4 separate regions of the Mus musculus genome follow, and regions 2, 3 and 4 are each linked to region 1. Evidence: chromatin loops called from intact Hi-C (ENCODE). Cell type or tissue: heart. All regions are shown on one strand.

The links. A loop is a pair of places that touch in the nucleus more often than their neighbours do. Peaks named below come from ENCODE experiments on the same cell type or tissue, not always from the same donor. Only the 100,000 strongest peaks of a DNase experiment are listed, where the experiment ranks them.
Region 2: it touches region 1 in a loop (2.8-fold over the local background); 4 of 42 quality-filtered maps call a loop at or near these places.
Region 3: it touches region 1 in a loop (4-fold over the local background); 10 of 42 quality-filtered maps call a loop at or near these places.
Region 4: it touches region 1 in a loop (10-fold over the local background); 28 of 42 quality-filtered maps call a loop at or near these places.

What each region holds. Positions count from the first base shown.
Region 1 is chr4:102,567,445-102,572,444 of GRCm38, forward strand. Pde4b (phosphodiesterase 4B, cAMP specific) reads left to right here. Exons shown (of 15, transcript NM_019840.2): 6 at 3,322-3,434. Gm52667 (a long non-coding RNA gene) reads right to left here and starts at 1,982. Exons shown (of 3, transcript XR_003955081.1): 1 at 1,116-1,982. In heart, no CTCF peak of the experiment used is centred here; DNase peaks (open chromatin) are centred at 1,337, 2,697, 3,037 and 4,777; H3K4me3 peaks cover 3,962 bases; H3K27ac peaks cover 4,638 bases.
Region 2 is chr4:102,633,374-102,638,373 of GRCm38, forward strand. No RefSeq gene overlaps it. Among named protein-coding and RNA genes, the nearest start is that of Gm52667, 66 kb to the left of the region's middle. In heart, no CTCF peak of the experiment used is centred here; a DNase peak (open chromatin) is centred at 2,108; H3K27ac peaks cover 1,462 bases.
Region 3 is chr4:102,654,502-102,659,501 of GRCm38, forward strand. No RefSeq gene overlaps it. Among named protein-coding and RNA genes, the nearest start is that of Gm24869, 80 kb to the right of the region's middle. In heart, a CTCF peak has its summit at 2,221 (motif pointing left); a DNase peak (open chromatin) is centred at 4,280.
Region 4 is chr4:102,509,140-102,514,139 of GRCm38, forward strand. All of the region lies in intron 5 of Pde4b (phosphodiesterase 4B, cAMP specific), which reads left to right. It overlaps Gm52668 (a long non-coding RNA gene), which reads right to left. Exons shown (of 3, transcript XR_003955083.1): 2 at 4,224-4,294; 3 at 1-1,188. Among named protein-coding and RNA genes, the nearest start is that of Gm52668, 3.9 kb to the right of the region's middle. In heart, no CTCF peak of the experiment used is centred here; DNase peaks (open chromatin) are centred at 1,922 and 2,622; H3K4me3 peaks cover 653 bases; H3K27ac peaks cover 1,690 bases.

The DNA.
Region 1 (5,000 bases):
TGTTAGCAAGGAGAAAAGTAAGAGGCAAGAATGGAGGCACGCTAGGATCTTTGAAACTTTTCTGTGCGTCTAACAGTATTTTGAAATAAGAACTTCAGGGTAGGGGAAGGGCAGAGAATGCAGAAGGAAGGAAAACACCATGCTTTACCCTTTGGCTGTTTTTGTTTTTTGTTTTTCCCCCCCCCAGAAGCCTGACACTTCCATTTTGCCCCAGGCCCTGCAAAATGCTACATATCTTTGCTGAAAAACCTCCCGCTTAAAGTACAGTTCTGCTCTCTCTTCCTCTTCCTCCTCCCACCCTTGTAGTCCACGCTGGACCTTTGGGTTTCTTTGCTTGCTAGTACTAAGTGCTGCTCCTCCCTGCTCACCTCCCTGCTGAGCACTGGCCTCTCTCATAAGCACGGTCTCCCAGCCTCTTATCTGTTCTCTTCCTAACGTGAACACTCATATCTCCTTTTACAGTTAGGACATAGAAGTCTAGGATCACACAGTGAGTGTTCAGAGAGAAAGCTGGTCTGCCTGGTCCTTGCTTCAGCAATGGTGTTTCCTCACCACATTGCATTGTAAGCTGCCCTGCCTCCAGGTGCCAAGACTCTGCAAACAGCTTGGGCAGGCATTTTTAATCTCCATTTGTAAAGGTGTCATCTGAGTGTCTCCTGGGGTCTCACCACTGGCTATTATGGTTCCAGGGCTCCAAAGCTACAAGGTGGAGGCTGGTGCCAAGCTAGTTATAACCCTTAGGAGCAAGTGTTAGTGCTGAGCTGGTTCCAGCCTTGAGAAACAAGTGTGAGGACATCCCTCCCTCTCACTTGTATTTGTGCCCTCTGCCTTAGTTATGACAAGCAGGGTATGGAGTCTTGACTGTAGGATGAGAATTTGGAAAATACATGTATGGAGACAACGTGTGAAATTACAAAAGGATTAATAAAAATATTTTAATACACAATAAACAGCTATTATGAGGGGAAAAGAATTTGGAAAGTGACCAATTCAATGGAATTTTTAAATGGAGCAGTCTGCTTAAAAAAATATTGTGGTTGGCCTGGGCCCCGAAGAGAAAAAGACAAAGATACAGGGTCTGTTATCCAGGCACAAACACCCAAGGATGCACCTACCTACCACAGTACCAACACTGCACACACCCCGCTTGCAGAGACCAGGTACTGTGGTATAGCTCTGAAGAGGCTGGCATTTTGAAGTGCTTCTGCTGGTAGGATTCTCTAATTCCTGTGCAAAGCTGGAGTGGAAATCAGATCCCTTCTTCCACTTCGTGGAGAAATGCGCCCCGTGCTGTTTTATCTTACAGTCATTTTGCATATCTGCTGATTCCAACAGCTTTGAGCAAACTCCTCCCCTTCTGGCTGGCCGGCTGAAAGTCTGGTCCCAGTTACAGAGGCTGCAGGTGGTGATGGCAAAAGGCACCAAGGCAGTGAAGCCCAAGCAGGCTGGGAAGTGGTTGGACTTTTTCTTTTATTAGAGGCAGGGAGTAGGGTGGGAAGGCCCTGTCCCTTCAGGCAAAGCTTTCTTGAAGAAGTGTTCTTAGGAAACAGGGGAGGAAGGGTGCTCTAGGAGAGAGAGAGAGAGAGAGAGAGAGAGAGAGAGAGAGAGAGAGAGAGAGAGAGAGAGAGAAGAATCTTGGAGTTGAGACAGCGTTACAAAGGTGAAGAGGAAGAGAGGCAAGGTATGTGCAAGCCTGGCTTGAAATGAGTTTTATTGAAAACACCTAAATTCATGTTTATGCATTGAGGAGCGTGGAAAAGAAGGCGGAGGAAGCCACCTCCGGGGTTTCTGTGGGTTTTCAAGTTTGACATACAGGATGTTGAGTTTTTAACCCCTCTTTTACCCTGAAGTGTGTGCATACTGCAGGGATAAACAAAGTCCTGATTCTGTAAAGTGTGCATCCGTGGACAGGCCTTTCTGTTTCCCTGGAATCCCACTTCATTTCTTCCTCTTTCTGTGTCAGGTATTTGATGCCACACACACAAAAGTCTTCGTCTGATAAGAAAGGCTGTGTGGTTTCACTGAGGCCTCTCTGTAAACACGGTTGAAACCACCGAATAAGCATGCTAAAGCCCGCAGGACTGCTATATCTTATCAGTGGCTGTTGTATGCTTGTGTTCTGGAATGTGTGGTAATTAGCTGCTATTCCTCAGCCTATGTGGGGAATCTGCCCGCTTTATATATCTGAAGCTTCATTAATTCACTTAAAATTATAACATGAATTCAGTGTTTATTAACCTAGGTCTTAAGTCAATACCCTGAGGTATTTATTGAGACCCACAAACGGTTGGCTATGGAGTGACTTGTCCTGAGAAGTGAAAAATAGCTTTCCAATCACAGCTAGATATATGATCTTGAATGCACTGGGTTTTTTTTGGGGGGGGGTGTTTGTTTGTTTGTTTGTTTGTTTATTCATTTGGTTGGTTTTTGTGGGAGTTTTGTTTTGTATGGAACACTTTGAGAATTTCCCAGAAAGCAATAAATAAAGGAGACCCCCTAGCATCAGTGCAAAGCCTGACATCTGGCTCCACCTGAAAGTCCAGTTCAGAGTTTCCCTGTGACCCTGGCACGACCAGAAGGGAAGTCTTGGCTTTGTTTATTATAACAAGAGCCACAAGACTCCCAGGCCAATAAACATGTTCACGTAAAACTCCAGACAGCTTCTCTAGACTGGAGTCTTATCATGGGAGACCTCATTTTACCTCTAGGTTAAGGGAGAGAAGTCTATGCCTCGGGCTTGTCCGGGTCAGTGCTGCTGAGAGTTCACAGTGACCCACCTGAAGCATTTTTCCCCAGAATGAATGACTGTCCTGCCTGAGAACAGCACAGCCCAACATTTGCCCCCACATGGCCGTAGCGAGCAGGTTTCATTTAGAAGAAAAGCAAAGAGGGGGAAAGCCTCCCTCATTTCTCCTCAGGACTGCAAACACTCAGAAATGACATCACACACCCCACAGAGCCCTGGCATGACTAAGGCAGAAGTAGCCTGAGAAAACTCTGCTCTGCCCTGAGTTTTAGGGCACAGTTATGCAGATGAGCGTCTGGGCGCAGGTTCCCGCCTTCTTCCTCTGAGGAAGTTTCTTGGTAGATCACTGACACCTCATCCCGGCGAGGGGGTGAAAACTTGGCACCCGCCACCCCACCCCCCTGTCCCGGGCAGAGCACCAGAAAGAGCTTGGAAGCAAGGAGTCGGCAAGCAAACAATGAAGGAGCAAGGGGGCACCGTCAGTGGCGCCGCGAGCAGCCGAGGTGGAGGAGACTCGGCTATGGCCAGCCTGCAGCCACTGCAGCCTAACTACCTGTCTGTGTGTTTGTTTCCAGAAGAATCATATCAGAAACTAGCAATGGAGACGCTGGAGGAACTAGACTGGTGCCTAGACCAGCTAGAGACCATCCAGACCTACCGCTCTGTCAGCGAGATGGCTTCAAACAAGGTAAGGACACCTCTTTCACTAACTACAACTGGAGCGCCAGGCAGCAGCCTGTCTGTTGACTTGGTCGAAGTGCGGCAGCACTTTCTTTGCTCGTACCTTGCTACCACAGTAAGCTGAAATTTCTTAGTCGGTGTTAATGCCCAGAAACACGTTTCCGAATTTGTGCGTTATCGAATATAAGTTAGAGGTATCTGCGTTGCTTCCAGATCGTTTTACGAATGTAAGTGCCTTTTAAAATATATAATGGTTTGTAGAAAACTAAAGTCTGTCTGAGTCTTGCCACAGTTTAATCCGTTCAGTAGACACGTGTTTGACGAGAAAGTAGATCCATCGCTTTTTTTTTTTTTAAATGAGAACACAAATTTCCTTCAAGTCTGACAATTTCTTGCTGGGAATAAGGGCATTTGGGGGTTTATAACACGTCCTTTGTGATGCTGACATGGTCTGAGACTTAGAAAAAGAAGAAAGAAGGATACAATATACTTGTTCTTCTACCACAGGAAGTTGGGTTTTGTTTTTCCTAATTTTAAAGGTGAAAATCATTTAAAACTAAAATACACCTATACTAAAGAAAGAAAAAAGAAAAAAAAACACCACCCTGATTTTATTTACAATATTCAGAAAAACAAAAGCAAACTTGGTTTTGGGGAGCTTTAATTATCTATCATTATCCCATTTGTTTAATTAACATCTGGACAGAGTGCTAATTTATATAGTGAGGGTTGTTGCTAGTTGTTTTCTGCTTGTTTACACGTTTTCATGCAGATTTTAACTGTATGGATGTGTGTGTGTGTGTGTGTGTGTGTGTGTGTGTGTGTGTGTGTGTGTGTAGAAGGGTGTACAAGTGTATGTGTGTCTGTGTGCAGGGGTGTGTGTCTGTGTGTGTCTCTGTGTGTGTGTGGTAGAAATTGTGCAGTTATATATTTATCTACATCTACATAGGTGTACTTGAAGGGAAAGGCTTGCTTCTACTGCACCCCTCTGAGTATACCTTCAAAGCTCCCTACAACTCAAGCTTAAGGTATTGTCCTATTGTCCTACATTTCTGAGGCTGGAAGAGGCTTTGTACCCCACCTACCCTGTCAGCCCAAGGTGCATTCCTGATTGAACTTTTCCTCCCTTCTTTCCTGGGGGAAAAGCATCTCTTTGGAACAGAGCTTGCTGGCTCCTCTTCAAAGCACCATGACAGAGGAAACAGGGCATCCTTAGATGCTGGTGTGTGTATGGTGGCAGTAGGGTCCTTCTTACTCTGAAACTCTCTCATGGACTGATCAGTAACAGAGCAGAAGTGAGCCCGCTCTAAAATGTTAGCTCAGAGTTCACCTCGGTGGGGAGTAAAGAGAGAAGCCGCCCTGGGGTTTTAACTAATATTTTCTGACTTCTCTCAAGCTGGGACTTTCCAGGTTGATGTAACACCCAGCCGCTTCCCCATGTTGGGGGCTTCACTGCGTAACTTCTCCAAATCACTCTGGGATTTACAGAGAATATTCTGCAGTGGCTTTGCCTGCCTCACAGCGTCAGCAGCTGTTGTGTGGTCCCTTATTTTGTGATATTTGATGCAACCTG
Region 2 (5,000 bases), 66 kb after region 1:
CTCCTTCCTCCTCCTATTCGGCGAGGTTCCCTGGTTTTGTCTAGTGTTTGGCTGTGAGTCACTGCACCTGCTCCCATCAGTTGCTGGACAATTGGATGAAGCCTCTCTGACGACAATTGGGCTAGGCACCCATCTGTGAGTATAGCAGAGGCTTATTAGGAATCATTTCATTGACTTTTTTACCCATTTGGTTCTATCCCTGGGTCTCAGGATTGCCCAGCCCCTGGTTCCTGGCAATCCATGCTGTGTCAGATGTGGGCTCACTCTCATGGTGTGGGCCTCAAGTTGGACCAGTCATTGGTTGGTCACTCCCACAAGCTCAGTGGTGCCACCATTACCCCAGCTCATCTTTTAGGCAGGACATAGAAGGTAGAAGGTTTTGTGGCTGGGTTGATGATGTCCCAGTCCCACTGTCTTTCCCAGTTATAAAACATGGCTGGTTCAGGCTCTACATCTACCATTACAAGGCTACTTTACTTGGGTCACTCTTGTAGTTTCCAGGGAGTTTCCTCTGCATTAAGTTTCTATATTGCCCCTCAAATGTCCCCCAATTCCAGGGGTTTCTCCCAGTATGCTCTTCCTCCACCTCCAACCCCCACCCAGCCTAGACCATCCTGTTCCTCTCCCCAGTCACCTCAGTCCTTCTATTCTACTTCTCTCTGGAGAGATCCATGCATCTCACCTTGAGCCCCCTTTGTTACTTAGCTGAGAGAGGGGAATTCTTTTTTCTTAAACATTCTTTTTTATTAGTAATTTTATTTATGTACATTTCAAATGTTAACCCCCTTTCCAGTTAAACTCCCTACCTCCTCCCCCATCACCCCTGCTTCTATAAGGGAGCTCCCCCACCCACTCACCCCCATCTCACCACCATAGCGTTTTCTTGTGTTGGAGCATCAAGTCTCCACAGGACCAATTGATGCTAGATAAGGCCATCCACCACTACATACGCAGCTAGAGCCATGGGTCCCTCCATGTGTACTCTTTGGTTGGTGGTTTAGTCCCTGGGAGCTTTTTTGGGGGGGGTCTGGTTGGTTGATATTGTTGTTCTTCCTGTGGGGTTGCAAACCCCTTCAGCTCCTTCCCCTAACTCCTCTCCAATGGGGTCCAAGAGAGGAATTTGGTGATGGGCTGTCAGCAGCCAACACTGATAATCCTGAAAGGATTTTAGAATCCTAAATGGAACCGAAAAGAAAGCAGATGCCCAGGAGCTGTTCACTAAGGTGACAGAACAAAGGGTCATGTGCTCAGGACAGCGACCTTCAATGCTTCCCCCTCTCTTAGAAATTCATGCACCTCTTACTGAGCATTCATTGTCCGGCCAATGTGTCCAGCATGTTGCATGGATTTGTATGTCATCAGACAGAACCCCCCCCCCCCCACCATAGGTATTATCATCTTCCTTTTCTGATGAAGAAATCAAGGTCCCTGATATGTTCAGAAGCCTAGAAAAGTGTTTAATACGTATAAGATGTGTTTGTCTCTAAGGTCAATCCAACCTAAAGACTGTTTCCCAACAGCTTTCTCTCTATGGTTGTGAATTATGCTGCTGCTCTCAGGGGAAGGCATCAGTCTCTGCCCACCCAGCCCTTACTTCAAGGCAATGGTTTTTTCTACCACAGTGTGAGATTCCTTTCTAGCTCTCCACAATTCTCTTGTTGGCTTGATTAAAAAAAAAATGAATTTTTACTTTATTCCAACCAAAGTTCCATAGAATACAGTCCTTTGAATAAATATGATTTCAGGCATTCAATATATTGGGGGCCCACTATGTGCTGGCTGTGTGTGTATATTCTCTTAGACAGCCCTAGAGGATGAGAGTTTTTATCCTGGTTTTACGAATGAGGAAAACAGAGGCTTAGACAATTCAATAACTTCCCCCCATGATCAAACAGCTTAGGTTTAAACACAGATCTGCCCTGCATTGACAGAGCTATGTTCCCTCCCTCTCTGTTATTAAACAAATATGTATTAAGGTCCTACGTGCTGCCAGCACTCTGTAGGAATGTTCAGGGAGAAAGCTGTGTCTGGGACACGTGAGTGCCATGCAGCCTTCTCGGCGGTTGTGTTGTGGATAAGCAGCTACAAACACGGGGCTCACGGAAACTCTGAGTGAAGTGGTCAGTGAGGAATGTGGGCCAGCAGAACGTGGTTGCTTCTGGAAACAGCAGCTGCTCAGCCGCAGCCGGATGTTGTTACATGAGAGCATCAACCCAAATGGCCCCTTCCTTGCTTGAAGAGTAGCCACAAATCTGTATTTTATGTGAACTATCTCAATACCTTAAAATTGCAGGCTATTCCAAACCTGCAATCATAGTTACAGTGGATATAACAAGAGGTCTGGGTGGAACAGCAGCCACGGGAGTCACCAATGTCATCGGACCCTGACGCGCACCACCAACTCAGATGAATTCACATCTGTCTCCTGTGGAAAGATCTAATTGGAAGACTATGTAAATTCAACACACTCAGAGATTTTGCCCACATTCTAAGATGTTTCACTCATCTCCATGTCTCCAAGTTTTCTCGACAGAAGACCCCCTCCAGCCTCTGCAGGATCTTGCCCTCACTCACCAGTGCTCTATTCTTTCCCTGAGACTGAGTTATCCCCTGACCTTCTGGCAGGAAATGACTCGATTGTTGGTGTTTGCAAACAGCAATACAAGGCTACGTGACCACCGCTCACAACCTCCTGTCCCTTCTCATTCCTACTGCCACCAGATGGTTCTGAGATAATGCCACGTCTTTCCTGCAAAAAAATATAACATCCCCTAACCATTCTACTAGCCCATCTGACCACACGAGGAAGGCAGTATGTCAACACCACCCACTCACTATCCTTGCTTCCCCTCTCTTATCTTTTGAGAACGAGTGAGAGGCCGTGCTCTGGTCACATTCCAAAGAGTCAATCATATACCATGCAGAGAGTTCAGGGGCTCACGTAGACAGTATCAGTGTGTAGACTTAGAGTTCCGGCCCACCCAGGGATGTTTGTAGTATGTTTGGGACTGCCCTGTCCCTACCAAAATGACCTGTGATGCCAATCTCACTCCTTTCCTCAGCTGCTTCTATCAGAGTTTCTAACCAAGCACATCACTTATAGTTCTCCTGAGAGACAAAACCATCTCACAACCTGTATCCCAAACCAGGCTTCGATATCTTCTTCCAGCCCCTCCGCTGGCCTTCAGTACAACTCCAATAGCATTGATACGCCACTAGCTTTGCTGATAACATAGCATATATTAGTTAGTAGTAGACAGAACAATCCAGGTGACCTGGGATTATTATAGGCTAGAAGAAGCAGCTTGCCATTTGGAATCACTACCTTCTTTAGAGTAAACAGTGCTCTGAAGACCCTAGAAAACTCAGTGGATGCCTGAGTACATTGTTGGCATGGGCAGACGCTGGAGCTTAAAATCATATATTTGATTTATAAATTCCCTTCAAACAGGATATATGTTATCGTTTGAAAGGTTTTCAAGGGACTAATTTGGATCATGAAATGGGAAGCAAGTCATTTCTATTCTCACTTTACAGATGTATCGGAGATGGTGAGTTATGGTGACGTGCACAACCACAAAGGCTCTAGCCCATTATTGAAAGTGTCCTGCTTGCATGCCAAGACTCCACTGAACCAATAATTCTCTACTTGACCAGTCTAGTCTTAAAATGAACCCACATAGGATGGCTAGCATGGGGAAAGTTTTCTGCCCCTACTCCACCCAAGCAGCAACTGAGGCCGCTCTGACTGAACAAACTAGAACTGCCATCTAACAAAAAGCCTTGACTTCAGATTTGATGGCAACTTCTCTGAGCTTCACAATTACCCAGGAAGCTCCATTAGCTGTGAGCTATATTTCTAAACTGTTTGAAATATGCGCAAGTCAACCATTTTATAGATTTCCATAAAAATGTAAACACCTGGTTTAGGAATCTGTGGACTTTACAAAAAATATGTGTATCTGTTGAGGAGAGCAGCATTGGATAAAGAGGAGTATCCCATAAACCAACAGGAGGATACAGATGGAAGCATGATTTTAGCAGTGATGGGTCTTACAAGGGCATGTGTTGAAAGTAGCCTGCCTCGCCTGAAGATGGGCCAGGCTTGCTCCCCCTTGTCTCCCATTGGTGCTGTTGACTCTGTTGATCGGCAGTGACATCCTTTGACCCGGTCATTAGAGCAGCAGTCTTTCCACACCAAAAGGCCTCTCCTGTATGGCCAGTTGTAGAGGCATGGAACAGATGACTTCAGATGTAATTTCCAATTCTTGGAATCAAATATCAAAGAAATTCCAGGCAAAGTGATTACAACCCTCTGTCATTTCTTCATCAATAAACATTTGCTGAGCTCTAGTAACCCAGGCAGTAGGCCAGAATTTGAGGACACAAAGCTGATTAACATGAAACAGAGCCCTGAGCTGAGTGCCAGCTTCCTTCCTTGAAGTGAAATACAAGTCCCACTGGAAAAAAAGAAAAGAATCTTTCCCATGCAGTCTCTCCTTCGGGCTTCATGAAACTCACAATAACAAATAGCCCCCACTTAACACAGGCCTAGCTGAGGGTCCAGGAAGCTTAAGGGGTTTGACTTATGTCTAATAACCCTATGGATGGTGCTGGTATTTGAAGGAGACCAGCATTCCATTCACACTGTCCTTAGTGTGTCTTTGGAATTCAGTGGCTGTCCTAAGCATTAACGTGAAGCACACGGAATGAAGATAAAGGAATCAAAGAATCACACCCATCCTTCTGCTGTATTAGTGCCTCCTCCCTCACACCCCCTGTAGGCCGTCTTTACATCGAGGCTGAGGTAAATCTTGCCCTAACAAGGTGAGATTCGTCCACACCCTCCAAGGAGGCAGTGAGTACCTGAAGGCAGAGCCATGCACAAATTCAAAGCCAGATTTCAGGACAGTTCTGAGAGTTTTGGAATTTTTTCCAAGAGACAATAATTTGTACAGAGGGTTTTTAGATTTTTATTTGAGACCAGAAGGCAATTATAG
Region 3 (5,000 bases), 87 kb after region 1:
TAAGTTGCATGCCGTGGCACACATAAATATAGTTTCCGGTGATTAAACAATGAATGCTTCCATGCTAAGTGCTTTCCTGAGTGACCTGTCTCCCAGCCCACAAATCTGTTTTCTATCCTTTTATCAACAAGACATCTTTTGGGCCCTCGTACTGTGGAAAATAGGCTTCAAATAGCAAATCCTGTCCATCATTCTATCGTTTCTGAGCCTTTGAATCCCATGATCAACCTTAAGCCAAGACATGTCAGTCATGCTCAATTCTTTCATAGTACCCGTCTTTTGATGCAGTCTTTAAGTCAAACATATAAACTCTTAGCCCCTTTTAAAACTATGTCTGCTGCATCAGTAAAACTGGAACTCTCTGCTCACTGCTCATGTATCAACAAACTGATCCAGCCTGTGTTTCTTCCATCATCCTCCCACGTGCTTGATACTCATTCCCACAAATATTCTCCACATGTCTGTTTGTGTGAATTAAAAAAGTCAAGTTCTTTAAGGGTATAATGCATCTCCTCATTGGTTGCACTCTGTTCCTTACTTCTAGGGTCCCAGTGAGCTCTAGGTCTGGTTGTAGGTCTAATACTATAACCAAACCTAGGTTATAGGTCTAGAGGTAAAGGTGAGTGGTGAAAATGGGCCCTTGATGTGTCATAAGCACTTTCAGGCAACAAACAAACGTGACTTTAGTCTCTGGGTGGTGTCAGCACCTCCAGGAAGCCTTTCAAACCAGCCAGCATTAGGCTTCTTCCGACTTGTCCTAGTATTTTATCCCTTTTACTCTCAAAACAGTTGTGGATAAACTGGTAGCCTTCCAATTATACATTTGCCTCTCATCTCCCGAGATTTTATTACAGACCTCTCTATGTCCCCAGAGTCAGCACATAATGAACTCTCAGAACATACTTGATAGTTTCCCATCATCTTCTCACTTGCTCTCTGCCCCCTTCTCTGTGCATTTTGTTCCTGCCTCTGTGCACAGCCTGCCCTAGCGTGGTGAGTTCTCACTCAAGGGCCTTGACATTCAGGATCTGTCTGCGTACTTCCTCTTGCTCTCTGTAAGAAGACCGTATTTTCTTCTCTATAATTACACCTAGTCCCATGTAATCTCTGGGTCTCTCCAGTCCTTCCCCAAAAGCGCTTGCCTGGCGTGGTGACTTGATTTGGGTCAAGAAGCCACAGTTAATAGTGACAGCAAGAAGACAGAACCAAAAAGAGCAAACGAAGAAGGGTTTCAGGTGAGCACGAAGCCACAGATTGCTGATTTTAGGCTGGTCTGGAACCCCACAGCCTCATGGTATGCCTGTGAGCAGGCAAGAGAGAAAAATTCAGCCATGTAGCTAGGGAGCTTAGAACTACAAAAGTAAGAGCTGGAGGGGGCAGCAGGGAAACTGAGCTGCATAGCTTGCTTAAGTCTTCTTCTAATGAACAATTACTTTTCCAAGAAGAAAACTAGAACAGACCCCACCCCAACATAGAAGAACTGAATTTCAAAATAAATGAAAGACGTGGTTTTGCTTTCATTCCCCTTTCACATACTTGTCATCCAACCACTAACTCACATACCCACACCTCCACACCACACTCACATAACACACACATATACACATATACAACACACACACACCTCCATATACCCATACCATACTCGCATACCATACATATATACACATATACAACACATGTACACACACAGAGACACAGACATCCATACACCCACACCATACTCACATACAAAACACATTCATTACACATCCAGACACACGCTCACATACCACTGCCACCACTAACATCCCACCTTGATGCTTAGAATGGTCTCTGAAGATTTCTTGGCTTGTTGATAGTCAAGTTTGAATATTTCTACTTAAGAAAAATCATGCATGAGTTTATTAAGAATGGACCCAAATCTGAGAGTCACTGGTTTCCTTGTTTTCTAATAATTAATTTATACTACCACCCTGGTCAAAACCGAGAAAACTTATTCTATAGATACGTCTGTCTTCCTAGTGTCAGGGCTGATAAACCACCTCAGTGTGGACCTGACTTTAGGAGGCATGTCACTGCAAAACTTTGAAAATGGATCTAACTTTGCTCAGAAAGGAGAAACTGTATAGCATCCACACTGAGGTTGTTTGTAAAAATTAAGACCAAAGTGAACCTGCTTGGCAGGCCGGAAAGGAAGCCCTTGTTTCTGTGTGCATGAGTGGTTTTACACCACCATCCAGTGGCAGAAAAGCAATATTGCACCTAAAAATGGTTCTTGTGTCCTGTCTTTATTTTTAATTCTGTCTTCAGTTCCGAGAAGACAGATTCTTCTCCTTCCTTCTTCTATGACCCACAGTGACCTCATCATCTCAGAGTCTTAAAACGTACAGACTTAAAGCCTAGTGTCTGTATGTGAGTATTTTTTGAGGGGGGAGAGAGCTTTGAAAAACCTTCCTGGATGATGAACCCCCAGTTGACAGCAGTCTGAGAAAGCTAATTCCTGAGTGCTAATTCTGGCTCTTCATTTTACCTTCTGTTGTTATTTTTCTTTTGTTTTTTTTCTTTATCTGGCAGTCGAGATCAGACCCAGAGCTATGGACATGCAAGGCAAGCACTCTACTCACTGAGCTGCATCCTCAGATTTGGAGTGTTGGGGATCAAGGTGTTGCTATGTGACTCAGTCTGGCACTGACCTCATTATGCATCCCAAGCTGACCTCAACCTGGCAATCTTCCTGCCTGGACCTCCCAATACTAAGATTATAGGCAAATAACCCACATACTGTTGGAGAAAACATCAGTGATTAAAAAGCACAAAGTATGGTGCCTGAAGAGAAACCATATGTCCAAGTCCAGAACAGCAGACAATAAGCCAAACTTCTTTACTTCCTCTTTATTATGATTCTATTTTCTAAGTGGCAACCACACTTGCGATGGGTGAGATTATGTTTTGTTCCTAAAACGCGGAGAAGGCGCCCTTGCCTGTCACCCTGGGTGACCTGTACGGGCCACACAGCCAGCTGTTAAGACAGCTTCCTCTTTGATGTCGCCTTTGGATGTGTTTCTGACTCTAATTCACAAACTTCCAGATTAAACTGAGAAAAAAAAAATGTCTTGCTTTCCAGTACAAAGTTCTAATCATGTCTTTGTTTTTCAATTGCTGAAGTAATTTGGAATAAGTATTCATTGTTTATAATGGAAGTGTTATTTTATCCCTAGCCTTTGTTTCTCTTACTGGAAAAATAGAGTGTGGAGGGAATGGCCTTAGAGAACTAGAAGGTGTCTTACCCTTCTAGAACATGGAGGCAAAATTCCTTAGGATTCTAGACTATCAAAATCCTTAACCTTTAACTTGTCAAAGGTACACACACACACACACACACACACACATATATATATATCAACTTCTGGGAGAATGGTATATGAGGAAAAGGGTGTATTTTATAGGACCTTCCAGGTGAAATATCATCAAATGAATAGTTATGTTAATATAATAGACATGATTTTAGTGTATTGATGCATTTGTGGGAGTGAAGGAAAATAAATCTATGAACTAAATAGTGACAGTTACAGACTAATGCATTGTGAGTTATCAGTGAGCCTGAGGAGGCTTGACTGCCTGGAACTAAGTATTGATGTCACTCTGCAATTGCCACCCAACTAGGGTTTTAGATCATACAACTTAGATCCAATAGTGTAGTCAACAGCTTAATTAAATAAACACAAGAAATACAGAGAGAAAGAAATGAAAATCTGGACAATCTCAAAACCCACAGATATGAGAATGTCCTGATAAAGAGTTCAAAAGTCATGTGTAAAAGAGTAAAAGAGATTAAAAAAAAAAGAGTAGATAATACTAGCAAAAAAAAAAAAAAAGACAAGAAAAATATAAAAACATCAAGGCAAATTCTAGAAAGAGCTACATAAAACTTATAGATTACAAATACAAATAAATGAATGAGCCAACAGAGAGAGCAGAGCTGAAGACACAATTATAGAATTGGAAAGCAACTTAAAGGAGCTACCTCTCACAAAGCTCAAGTGGTATAGGGATGAGATAAACTCTCTCTGGGCCCTCCAAAGGCTCAAAGATGGAGTCTATGAAATATATTGACACTGAATTATGTGACTTATAGATGTGAGTGTGGGGATTATAAGACTCAAGGAATTCCCAGCCTGACTGAAGTTTTTAAAAAGGTTTCTAGTTACAAAACAGAGTGGGCTTAGGCATTCTAGCAGAGAAATAGCTACAAGTTATGCAAGTGCACGATGAGGAAGTGGGAATGCTGAAGATTGCCTTGCCGTGCAGAAGTCTCTTGGGCAACCAACCCTGTTTTGGAGAAGCCCTGGGATGTAACCTGTAACAATGTAGCATTGGCCTTCTTTTGTGAATCCATCTTCTTTTGTGGGTAGGATTTTAAAGAGGGATTATATGGAGACCATGCTCCCTTTGCAGAGAGTTATTTTTGGGCAGATCTTCAGAGAAGGCTTTTTCTTCTGATTCGGCTCCCTTTGAGTGATGGACAGGAAAGTTAGGGGGGGGGGTCAGAGAGACTATAATCATTCTTTACTCAAAGCACTTATTATGTCCAAGTGCATACTTTGATGTGTGCACTCGATACTCTGCACATTAGGGGGACCAATAATTGTATGTATGAATATATGACTTAGAGGCATAGATGGAGGGAACAAATATGAGCATTGTTAGAGTCCCGTCAGAGGAAGCTGGTTGCACACATGCAAAGGGACAAAGTGATGTGGGGGTTAAGAAGGTAACTTCTCAACAATGAGCTTGCATGAGGAATGTAAGGGTGAGGACAGCGGAACTCTGAGTTTGATGAATTATGTCCTTATCTTTACAGCAGATCCCAGGAAACCTGGGACTCACCAAACAACAGAAAAATATAAGAATATAGATCTGTGGATGTGTTTAAAAGGTAGAAGTTGTTAGACTGGCCTTTGGAGGGAGCAAGAGACATGGAAAGAATATAGTCCATAGCGGTGGGCTCTGGCATGTCA
Region 4 (5,000 bases), 58 kb before region 1:
AAATTAAGTCTAAAACAAGGCAGGAACTTGAATTCTTTCACCTGGACATATTCAACATGGAAGACTGAAAACTCAAGATTTCCCAAAGGAAAAACCAAATCAAATAATTGAAACAAATCAACTTGTATACATATGTGCGGTTATGTAACCACTGCCAGGCTTTCCCCATACCCTTATTCCTGTGCTCGGGCATATATCTCATTTACGCTTTTTTTGACTATGTCATGAGAGAACCTACTAAGAAAATAAATCGCTAGGTGATCACTGCGTTTGCAGAAGGAATTTTTTTTCCTACACAAAAAGATTAGAAACATATTTTTTTTTAGAAACTCTCACCTCTGAGTCTCATAAATGACTTAATTTACAACAATATATACATCAAGTATAGAATTTTGTGGCAGCCAGAATAACGTGTGGAGTAGGGTATTCTATCATACTATTTCATCTAAAATTTACTAAGAGCCATTGGTGCAAATCATGACTATCACCACTTGTAATAGAGCTGTTTTTAAAGTAACCCAGAAGTTCATGGATCATCCAAAATGGCAGCCAACCATGTCGATGAGATATCTGAAGAGCTGCCCGGAGATCTCCAAGCCAGACTACCGCAGACTACAGCTTGGGTGTCTGTAGCATTAACTGTAGTGATTTCCAACATGAGTCAATTAAAATATATTTCAAGGAAAGAATGTATTTGGAGAAATAGGATGAGGAAGCAGAAGTCTTCCAGTAAAGCACAAAATGTGCTGACCTATCTCAACAGCAGCCTTAATTAAGGTTTTTCCCAAGCTCCAGGGAGGCCATGTCTTCTAGCATCACTTCAGGGCCACTCTGGAAGGAATGATGATACAACTGATGAAGAGTAGAAGAGACCTCCTTTCAGGAAGCCTGTTTCTCCACATGACTCCTCACTCATCTTCACTTAGCTTTGACTATTTCTGAGATTCAAGTAGATGTGCCAGATGCACATTTTGCTCAAGAAATAGAACAGGGGCTCAGTACATGGTCTCTGACCCTGAACAGCTCAGAAAAGTCAAGGCTTTGCTAGAACTGCCAGGCCTGGGATGTGAGCGGGACGGCTGTATATGGGCAGAGGTCTCTCTGAGGACCATGGCTCAGGCTTGAAAACTGATCCGTGGCAGATGACTGGAGAGGGAGGCCAGCACAAGCTGAACCTTTACTTCGTTTCTGCATTAAGCAAGAACAGTCAGGCAGGATTACAACACACGGGCAAACAGAAATAAGATCAACCATCTTATCAAAGACCCTGGCCACTCAGGACAAAGGAGGTCCCGAAGGAAATTACAAAAAAGAAAAGGGGAAAAATAAAAATAGCAGACATTTTCTTCAGTGTTCGGTATGATGTGTGTAACCTGGAATTCTGGGACAATCGGCTCAGTTACACCCATATATAAAGAGCCTTTATATACAAATAGAAGTCATAAAATAGAACTATACCAGAAAAGCTGGGAAATTCTCAAGATAGTGCCCCAAATGGTTTGAAAGAGCCTGTTTTGTCTAAAATAGCCATCCTATAAACATTTACCCCAGAACATGGACGCTGAACTGCCTGCAATGATTTGCAATGATTTCATATATGTCTAAATTTAAGGATGGCTAACTGCAAAATCATTAGTAAGGCAGCTAAAGTGAGAATGGTAAAAACTGTTCCCTTGAGCAAACACAGCTAAAAATAAGGTCTTGCTTATTAGTGGCCACGTTCCCTTGTTCAGAATTAATTTCTTCATTTAGCAGGAAAAGTTTTTTTTCCTCATATTAATCAGGACCTGGGGGACCAGCAGCATCTAGTCCCTTAGCATTTGCAGAAAGAGCCAAGTCCGTTCCTCACAGACTCCACATCGTGTTTTCGCGCTGCTGAGAGACACTGTCCACCCCCTCCCCCTGAAAGCTGGAATCATGCATGTTAGTAAGTATTTCAGTTATGCCATTGACGTCAATGGAGTCATTAAATAGATTGCTGGCCCTCCCAGAGGCAAATCACTGCCAGGGACCTAGATACAGACACTTTTTTTTTTTTTTTTCAAAGACAGCCATCAGGTTTTGCTATGAGAGAGAACGAAAAGTTTACACTGTAGCCGACTGTCTCCAAACAGTTTCTTTTTGCCCTTTGCATTTTGTTCCGGCCTTTCTTTCTCTTTGGTTACAGTAGACTCCAAAAGACACCCAGATATTATTGCCTAAATGTTTTGTGCACAAATGGATCTCCTGTAATTGAGACCATAGAGGAAGATACTGAACTTTGAAAAAAAGGAGTCTCTAGTTTGCTCTGTTCAGCCCATCTTGATGTTAATTCAGGGGCATACATTGTTCTAGCCAAATCACTGTTGTCTGCTACTGAAGTTGTTTGACGTTTGGATCCTTAAACAAACAGCGTCCTTCAAAGAGGCACACAGATTGCCTTTTCTGCTGCCTCTGCACGGCTCAAAGCTGTAGCCCTCATCTCTGAATCAATCTTTCTGCAGCTGTTTCGGGCTGTGGCACTGAGCCTCTGTAGCGAAGGGTGGAGGAGGAAGCCAGGAAGACAAACTGGTTCTCAGGGCTGTCTCATCTGCAGCAGTGTACCCACAGGAGGCTATCCACGTGCCTGTGTCCTCCCAAACCCCAGCTGCTGCCCGCCTCAAGCCCGATCACGTAGCAGCTTCCAGGCCTGTCGGAGAAAAGCCCTTCGGGACACAGCTGCCTCTTCCTGGGAATGCCTGCAGGCTCTGTTTACCTGAGCTGCAGCTGGAATGTCTGCCAAGGACTCGCTCCACACCTGGACTTTTCTACCACTGAGGCTCAGAGCCAGAAAGCTACCTTCATCATCTCTTCAGATCTGGCTCCCTTCATCTACCATGCAGGCTATAAAACTTACTTCTTACTACAGTCCTTGCCCCTCCAGTCCATGGATGGTTCCCTTCCTTTATTTATCACTGGGGTGTATAGAAATGCTAGACACTTGAAACTTTTGGTAACCCTTCTTGAGTTACGTGGAGACCCAGGTTCCATGTCCTCCCTGCTCTGTTCCCTTGTTCTGCAGTTCCTGGCTTGGGAGAACCAAAACTGCACCGTCTTCATCCATTTCTCTCTCATTGCCAGGACAGCCAGCTCCTTTAACCACTTCTTTCTAGTCTTTTCTTCTCTCCCGGCATAAAGGACTTTGTTTTCCTGTACCCAAAACATTATGGTCATCTTCCAACGTGGTTTGTTGTCCACAGTGTTTGCACGTTCTGACCCAACCTTCTTTCTGATCTAGCATGCTTCTTCTAAGCCCCATTATTGATTGTTTTGTTATTGTCTTGTTTTGATTTTGGGTGGTGTGTGTGAGTGTGCATGTGTGGGAGTGTATGTGCATTCGTGCGTGCATGCATGCATGCGTGCGTGCATGCATGTGTGCGTGAGTGCATGTGTCCTTGTCTCCCTTATTGCCTTACCCCTACATTGCTCAATTCATGGTTGTGTGAGATAAATATGCCAGCCTCCTGCCTCCTATCTTTCCACACTGACTCTTTTCCCAGGGCTGTATATGTTTTTTTTGCTTCTTCAATTCTTGAGTGACGATTAAAATAAACATGTATTTTCAATAAAAGGCCTGGTATATAGTATATATTTAGAAAATACCACATGATTTATCCATTTCCATCTGGAATGTACATTTTTATCATTTGAGACTACTTATCTGACATCTTCAGATTATGTCCCTATAATGTCCTATTCAATTATTATCTCAGAAACTTTTAATCAGTGTCTCAAAATCTCAAAAATAGTACTTGAAATATCTTGTTTTCTTCCCTAACCGAAGCATGAGTATCTCAAATGCATAGACAAATCCTCTAGTTTTGGGCTTCCAACTAAGAATGTAAAACCTAACTGATGCCCAGTAAACACTAATGGAATGAGCAAATAGCAGTGAATGATTGCCCAAGCTTGAGTCCGAAACATCGGAGGAGCTCGGCTGCTTCCTTTGCTTTGTTCAGGCTTGCCTACATCTCTGCTGACTCTCAGAACATGCGCACAGTGCTGAAATCCCTGGCTAACCTTGATGGCATGTGACGCTCAAAGCACGTGAAGTGAAGCCTGTGCTATCATTTCAGCATGAAGTAACAAAGTTATAAGAAATAGAAAGAAGCAAAATGACTAAATACATGCAGCTTATCATAATAAACGATAACATTCTCTCAGTACCCACCACAGGGCTACAGAATGGGTACTTAATAACTTACCAAGATGGACTGAGTTCGGAATCTGGATCAGTCTCTCCAGTAAATTATTCTCCAAAACTTTGGTTTCTTATCTGGAGAAATATTATTGTTATTGTAGAGTAAATTCTCAGAGTAAATAAGAAAGGCCATGTTGGTTATGACTGAGCTAGACTACCCGTTCCAAATTCTAGCTCTGACTACCTTGTGACCTTGGGACAAATTACTTAATCTCTCCTAGTCTCAGTTGCTTCACTTGCTAATTAGTATGCAAAGAGTGCACATGCCCTATAAGCTACTTATATGGATTAAGTGACTTGACACAGGCAAAACAATGAGAAAACTGCAATTGGCTTTCTAGAGCATGCATCACATGACCTCAGCGTGCCTCGTGTGGCCTAGTGCGTTGCAGATGGTCAGAATGGGAGAGCTAAGAATCCAGGACTTCTGGTATCAGCAGGGAACCAGAACAGAAAGCACCATGGAACTTTCAGGTTGACTTCTCCTCCATGGTAATATGATATACCCCTTCCCCGTGCCCCTTATCTTCAGTTTCAGTTTTTTAAAGATTTCAATTATCTTTAGTCAACCTGGTCCAAAAGTAATAAAGTGAAAATCCCACAGAGAGGGAAATTCATAAGCTTACAGTCACATGGCCTTTGAGTGTCTTGATGACATTGCATCCCGATCCCTCTGGCTGGGGTGAGTCGGCTCACTCTGCAGATCCATGCCTTATGAACTAACTGCCCCTACGTTCCTTAGTCACCCTCTGGGTTGTGAGATTGGATGCTGTGCTATCAC